Linked DNA regions of Mus musculus: all the other regions are linked to region 2. The links are chromatin loops, found by intact Hi-C in ENCODE. Cell type or tissue: left cerebral cortex. All regions are shown on one strand. Region 1 has its middle 49 kb from the start of 4930467K11Rik. Region 2 overlaps Duxf3. Region 3 has its middle 40 kb from the start of 4930467K11Rik.

The links. A loop is a pair of places that touch in the nucleus more often than their neighbours do. Peaks named below come from ENCODE experiments on the same cell type or tissue, not always from the same donor. Only the 100,000 strongest peaks of a DNase experiment are listed, where the experiment ranks them.
Region 1: a loop joins it to region 2, with 8 times the contacts of the local background. A loop is called at or near these places in 14 of 42 quality-filtered maps.
Region 3: it touches region 2 in a loop (10-fold over the local background); 14 of 42 quality-filtered maps call a loop at or near these places.

What each region holds. Positions count from the first base shown.
Region 1 is chr10:57,436,560-57,439,059 of GRCm38, forward strand. No RefSeq gene overlaps it. Among named protein-coding and RNA genes, the nearest start is that of 4930467K11Rik, 49 kb to the right of the region's middle. In left cerebral cortex, no CTCF peak of the experiment used is centred here; a DNase peak (open chromatin) is centred at 1,455.
Region 2 is chr10:58,230,284-58,232,783 of GRCm38, forward strand. Duxf3 reads right to left here. Exons shown (of 1, transcript XM_030245412.1): 1 at 1-2,500. The coding sequence starts at 2,392. The coding sequence ends at 368. Among named protein-coding and RNA genes, the nearest start is that of Duxf3, 1.6 kb to the right of the region's middle. In left cerebral cortex, no CTCF peak of the experiment used is centred here; DNase peaks (open chromatin) are centred at 1,022, 1,684, 1,862 and 2,474.
Region 3 is chr10:57,444,885-57,447,384 of GRCm38, forward strand. No RefSeq gene overlaps it. Among named protein-coding and RNA genes, the nearest start is that of 4930467K11Rik, 40 kb to the right of the region's middle. In left cerebral cortex, no CTCF peak of the experiment used is centred here; a DNase peak (open chromatin) is centred at 1,005.

The DNA of each region.
Region 1 (2,500 bases), 790 kb before region 2:
GCAAAAGAACATTTGCCTATTATGGAGTTAGGCAAAAATAATAGGCAAAATAGGCAAAAAAAAAAAAAAATGGACAATTGTTTTTCTGCCCTGGCCCATCTCGTTAACATAGCTGAAATGAAAATTCAGTTACTGAACACCAAAAGTATTTAGTCCAGATCTTGTTAAGGGAGTTTTATAACTTAATCAGCCTACTTCAAAATGCTGAATGATGAAAGCATCAAGGCAGAGTTGGATGACCACCATACAAGCAGCTAATGGTGACGATGTTCAATCTCTCATCTGTACATGGCTGTAATGTGCTATATAATAACACAATAAGTATTGAAAATGTAACTATAAATACAATAAGATGTCTACTTCAAGTTTGTAAGTTTGTTATATAATAAAGTAACTGAAAACAAATATAATATGCATTGTAACATAGAAGAATCTAAAATATAGAATATCTTATAATCTTAAAATTGAAGAAAAAATTAAAAGAATTTTGCACATATGATCTTGGTCAGAAGGCTGGAAAGCAATTAAATAAATTTGTTATTCAAAATACATAACTTTTCTGCCGTACAGAAAAAAATTATATAGTTTTCAGGAAAATGTAAACAGTTGGAGATAGTTTTATTAAGTGACTTAAATCAGTATCAGAAAAAATTGCATGTGTTTCTCATTTACGGGCCCTATGTTTTATATAAATATATAAAATCATATATGTACAGATGATGTAACCACGGAAGCAAATATGTGTGGGGGGGAACAGAGGGAAGATCAAAAGGGGAAATGATTAAGGGGGAGAAAAGAGAGGATTGGTAGTGAGGAGGGAGAATATACGCAAAGTACATGACATGTGAGCATTTGTAACATAGTATAATGAAATTTTAAGTTAAATAATAATAATGCGTTGGGAGAGAAAGAACACCAAGCTTTTTCTCTGAACTTGACACAAAGCCAAAGAATGAAAAAAGTTCCTTTGAAAGCCTGCATCAAGAACTCATTTTAATTCATTTAATCTTGAATGTTTATTAAGTTTTTCATTATATTGTAGAAGGGTCTGTGCGTGAATGTGTGTTTTTGTGTGTGTGTGTGTGTGTGTGTGTGTGTGTGTGTATGTGTGTGAATGTAGATACTAAGATAGCCAGAAGTGCAGAGTCTCCACAAACTAGAGATTCAAAGGATTGGGAAGCATCTGACATGGATATTGAGGGTCAAACTCAGGTTCTCTGCAAGAGCAGCAATGTGCTATTCACCACTGAGTCATCTCTTCTGCCCCTGCCTTTGAATCCTTGGAAGCTTTCGCTAAAGAAAGTTCTATTGTGTTTAAAATCCAGAAAATTCTTATTTAAAAAACTCTTGGTGGAAGATTCACTTAGAACACCAGAGGAGTACACAGTAAGCTGAACAGAGCTTCTGGTTTCTCTGTCCACTTGTAGCAGATCCTCTGCCACAGGGCTCCACAGGCAAATAGCTCTGAGAAGGAGCAAGCCTCCAGGAGTGTGAAAAGGCCTGTGAGTGCAGGTAGGACTACCACTGCTGCTCAGAGTAACCCACCTGGAACCCTCAGGACACAGGAACTGAGGGGCTGCCTGAAACAGGATTCTTCCAGTCTCCTTCTGTGCCCAGAGCTGATCATGTACCACCGAGCTACATACAAAATACGACCAGGAGAGAGCTGGTCTCCCAGGAGTGCCTACAAACCTGCAAGCATAGATAAGACCACCACTTCTCTTCAAATTCCTGGCCCAAGAGGGACCCTCACAGAGCCATCAGGACACAGGAACCAAGGATTATCTGGGGAAAGGATCCTTCTGGTCTCTGTCTGCACCCCAGAGCAGATGCTATACCACATCTCTCCATCCCAAATCCTCCTGAAGAGAAGTGGTCTCTCAGGAGTACTTCTCCCATCACAGTGAACCCTGGTTACCCTAGTACACCAGAAAATCAAGACCCTGATTTAAAATCACATCTCATGATGATGATTGAGGAATTTAAGAAGGACCTAAATAAATCCCTTAAAGAACTACAACTTAACACAGGTAAACAAGTGGAAGACCTTAAAGAGTAAACACACACACACACACACACACACACACACACACACAAAATCCCTTAAAGAATTACAGGAAAACACAACCAAACAGATGAAGGAATTGAACAAAACCACCCAGGATGTAAAAATGGAAATAGAAACAATAAAGAAACCACAAAGGTAGACAACACTGGAGATAGAAAACCTACGAAAGAGATCAGGAGTCATAGATACACATTACAAACAGAATACAAGAGATAGAAGAGAAAATCTCAGGTGCAGAAGATTCCATAGAGAACATTGGCACAACAATCAAAGAAAATGCAAAATGCAAAAAGCTCCTAACCCAAAACATCCAAGAAATCCAGAACACAACGAGAAGACCAAACCTAAGGATCATAGGTATAGAAGTGAGTGAAGATTTCCAACTTAAAGGGCCAGTAAATATCTTCAACAAAATTTTAGAAGAAAACTTCG
Region 2 (2,500 bases):
GTGTCCCGTGTGATTTCCTGGGGTCCACTGGAGCCAGTCACTTGGTGTAGCCCTTCTTTTGGCGTTATCTTTAGGCTCCTTGTTGTTGAGGAGTCACTATTGGCCTCTCCATCTGTCCCTGTAGCAGAGTCTCTCACTTTCAGGGCTGATTTCCTAATCCCCGGGCCCTGGAGAAGGCACTTCATTATTATCCCCACCTGCAATCAATCCTTATAGTTAGCGAGACACCTTGCATTTCGGGAAGTCACTGGAGTTGGGTTTTTGATGCACATCCTTGCTGGGATGGGTCACTTCTCCAGTTCCAAATCGGGTCTCTTCAGGACTTTGGCCTTTCCGGTTTCTAGAAGCAAGAGGTACTGTCAGGGAGTCAGAGCATATCTAGAAGAGTCTGATATTCTTCTGGAGTGAGAGGCAGATCAGGTGTTGTGTCCATTTGCTCCCATGTTTCCTCCACATTCACAGGGGAAGGCCCCTGCTCCTCAAGTTGGACTTCGGTCAGCAGTTGATCAAGGAAGAGCTCCAGAGGGTCCGTGTTCCCACCTTGAGTCGGGGCCTGTGCTTTGCCTGGTCCAGAGGGCTGTGCCACTTGGGGAGGCTGGGATTCTCTGCAGAAGGTTGGCCAGATGCTAGGGATCGAGGTATCCATGCCCGAATTTGCTGCTTCCTCCAGGGGCAGTAAGCTGTCCTGGGAACCTTCATGCTCCCTGCTGCCAGGATTTCTACCCCAATCCAGTGGGGCTGGCACATGCTCTTCCTTTTGGACTTCGTCCAGCAGTTGATCAAGGAGGAGGAGTTCCAGAGGGCCTGTGCTGTTTGCTTGAGTGCGGGCATCTTCTTGGCCCGATCCACAGGGCTGTGCCACTTGGGAAGTCTGGGACTCTCTGCAGAAGGAGTTTGAGTCGCTGGGGCTTGAAGTATCCAGGCCTGTACTTCCTGCTTCTCTCTGTGGCCAAAAGCTCTCCCACGAACCTTCATGCACCCTGCCACCAGGATCTACATCCCAATTCAGAGGGGCTGGAGCATGCTCTTCTACTTGGACTTCATCCAACAGTTGATAGAGCAAGAGCTCCAGGGGGTCCGTGTTCCCACCTTGAGTGGGGGCCTGTGCTTGGCCTGGTCCAGAGGGCTGTGCCACTTGGGGAGGCTGGGATTCTCTGCAGAAGGTTGGCCAGATGCTAGGGATCGAGGTATCCATGCCCGAATTTGCTGCTTCCTCCAGGGGCAGTAAGCTGTCCTGGGAACCTTCATGCTCCCTGCTGCCAGGATTTCTACCCCAATCCAGTGGGACTGGCACATGCTCTTCCTTTTGGACTTCGTCCAGCAGTTGATCAAGGAGGAGGAGTTCCAGAGGGCCTGTGCTGTCTGCTTGAGTGCGGGCATCTTCTTGGCCCGATCCACAGGGCTGTGCCACTTGGGAAGGAAAGGACTCTCTGCAGAAGGAGTTTGAGTCGCTGGGGCTTGAAGTATCCATGCCTGTACTTCCTGCTTCTTCCTGTGGCCAAAAGCTCTTCTGGGAACCTTCATGCACCCTGCCACCAGGGTCTCCATCCAAATTCAGAGGGGCTGGAGCAGGCTCTTCTACTTGGACTTCATCCAGCAGCTGATCAAGGAGGGGTTCCAGAGAGCCTGCGTTGCCTGCTTGAGTGGGGGCCTCTTGTTGGCCTGCTCCACGGGGCTGTGCCACTTGGAAAGGCTGGGACTCTCTGCAGAAGGAGGGCAAGTCGCTAGGGCTCGAGGTATCCATGCCCGTACTTCCTGCTTCTTCCTGTGGCAACAAGCTCTCCTGGGCACCTTCACGCTCTCTGCCTTCCGGACCTGTAGGGGCCCCATCCGACCCTTGTGACGCCAGCAAGTCTTGATCTTGAGCTGTGGGCCTGCCCCTCCTGTGGCGCCGCCGAGCTCTTCGGTTTTGAAACCATATGTGGATCGTGTCCTCGGGCAACCCTGTGTCACGCGCCAGCTCCTCCCTGGTAGCAAAGCCTGGTCGTGGGTTCCTCTCAAAGGCTTGCCCTAGGATCCTGCGCTGTAGCGAGGTGAGTCGAGTGCGAGGCCTTCTGCCAGATGAGCGCAGGCCTCTACCCTGTGGCCTGGATCCAAGCTCTTCCTGGAGCTGTGGCGAGGCTAGCCGCCTGGAGCCTCTGATGGACCTCTTTGAGGCATGCCCCTCCTCTCCACTGCGATTCCTGCGGTTCTGAAACCACACGCGGATGCGGCAATCTGAGACCCCCATTCGCTTGGCCAGCTCCTTCCTCTCCTTGAAGCTCAGGTATCTCTTCTCCTTAAAAGTTGATAGCAGGGCCTGCTCTTGCCAGGCCTGCCAAACCATCTTCCTGCGCCGCCGGGATTCCCGTGCCACACCACTGCCACCAACAGGGCTGCCAGCTTCTGCCATGGTGCCAATGACGGCCTCCCAGGAGTCCTTACCTTGGGAGACTCGACTCAGGACAGCTTCAGAACAAACACAAGCTGCAGCAACTGCCAGCAGAGTGGCTGTGACCAC
Region 3 (2,500 bases), 790 kb before region 2:
ACATTGGTGCCGAGGGAAATTTGCCTTTTAGCAGGTTTCCAGACTTAGGCACTTTGTATTAAACTTAGAGAAAATATAAGCATTGGGGCCACAGTACAAAGGTGAGGGATACCTGGCTCGTGCTTAGATTAAAGCTTTGGGGAACAGGAGTTGACCGCGAAAATGCTGACATTTCTCCTCCTGCCTCCTTTTTATGATCAATCAAGCCAAGGCTGCACATTCTTCTCTATCCTACCACTGCTAGTAAATTACAAGTCTGGCTTCTGGAAAGTGGTCTTCCATAGTCCAGATAGGCTCCAGGTTGACCAAATCTGATCGTTCATGGGGTTCAGCATCCTTGCCATAGACCCAGTCAAGTGTCCCAAGAGTCTCAGCAGGAAAAGAGCTAACACTTAGACCGTCCACCAGCTAGATTTTTGTTGTTGTTGTTGTTGTTGTTGTTCATTACAACTCAACTGGAACCAAGAGAAAGGATTTAGAGCACTGTTCCTTCTCAAACTCTCCATCTCTTCCACTGTGAAGCTCAGCCTCTCAGAGGGGGCCATGCTACCAGCCTAACCCGAGTAGACATTTAAGAGGAGCCATTAAACTGAGGCAATTATAATAGGAGCGTGGTATTTTTCTGAGTAAATGTGGATGGGATTTAGTAAGAGATTAGAATGTTATGTAGGCCCGAACAACCTGAAAAATGATAATGCCACCATGACCCATGTGAAAATGGGGCACAGAACTGGTCATGGTTATCAGGACTCCTACAGCGTTACAAACATTAGTGTGATGCAAGGTACCAAACACTGTGTTGTGAGTTAACAGTGCACACATGAAAGGGGGCACTTTGCCATGTACCCAATTTTGCCTTGCCAATCAACACCAGCAGCTGGAAGAGTGGCACATTCCATACAGCAGAATACAAGTCTTGACTCCAAGTACCTTGCTTAAGCTTGTTGAAGACTATGAAGAAGAAATCCAGATGCATGGTCCACAATGACAGCAATGCCACCGTTGTCTCTGGTATCTTTCTACCTGCCCCTCCCCCCAATTTTCAGGAATGCCTAATGCACAATCTCCTCATTTTTTTTAAAGAATTTTTTATTTAAGTTATGTATGTGAGTATGCTGTCACTCTCTTCAGACACACCAGAAGAGAGTATCAGATCCCATTACAGATGGCTGTGAGCCACCATGCTGTTGCTGGGACTTGAACTCAGGACCTCAAGGAGTAACCAGTGCTCTTACCCACTGAGCCATCTCACTAGCCCCCAATCTCCTGGTTTCTAATCCCCAAAACCCTGCTCTCTCTTCTTTCCTCATGCTTCCTTCTCTGTCTTCATTTCCCTCCACACCTGATCTTTGCTCCTAAACTGGTCCATGATTTCTAACTCACAGAATGAAATCAGCCGACCATCTATCCTCCCCACGTCTCCATTTTATCTCCTGACCTGGCATCACAAACAATCTAAACTCCTTTCTAGAAATGCCAAAACCCTTCAGAAAGTGATGGATCAGGCAAGGCTAAATGAGCAGGGAAAGAATTCTTTTTGGGGGTGAAAAACTATAAGGAAAGCTAAGAATTCTTATGCAGTATTTTCAATCATGAATATAATAGAAATGCTGAATATATACTGTACATGTAAGGACATGTTTTAAATGTTTTTACACAGTCCATTCCTTTAAGTCCAAGGAAGTTTTGGGATGCTCTGGAGTTTTGTTTTTATAAATTACTATTATCATTCCTGTGGTTTAAAGGAAGAAACTAAGGATTAGTGGATACATATTACACAAGAGAAATGAAGACAAAACTAGGCCTAGGGTTTCCCTGAGTTGAGAATCCTAAACACTTTTATGCATTTACATAAAATACATAATTTGCCTATATACAAACGCTGAAGCTCTCAATTTTTACAATATTTTTTTAATTAGCTATGTGTGTAAGAGGTATATGCATGTGAGTATGGATGACCTAGAGGCCAAAAGTGCCAGATACCCTGATATTGGAGTTGTAAGCAGCCACGAATAGAGTAGTATTGGGTGCTAGAAACCAAAATCAGGTCCTCTACAAGAGCAATACTGTTCTTAAACACTGAGTCATCTTTCTATCCTTATCCCTTTTCCAGCGAATGTTTTCTGATGGATACTATCAGGAGCTTTAAAATACTTCAGAATGTACACACACACACACACACACACACACACACACACACATACGCCCATATAAATGGCAACAACATATTAACAACATATTGTGAGCACCCTACAGAATTTACTTATTTAACTTACAAGATAAACATGCCTACAATTTTTCCAATTTGTTTTTCTTACTTCTCTGAAGTGCAGGGTCCCTCTCCCCCAGCCAAGGCCACAGCATCAATGCAGAATTCGCTGTCTTTTACGTAATCTGCTAGGCCTTCCTTTGAGATATTCCTTACTACTGTGACTCTTATTCACATGACTTCTATCACAACTGTCCTACTGTCTCACCATTTTGGAAGCATCACTTTAGC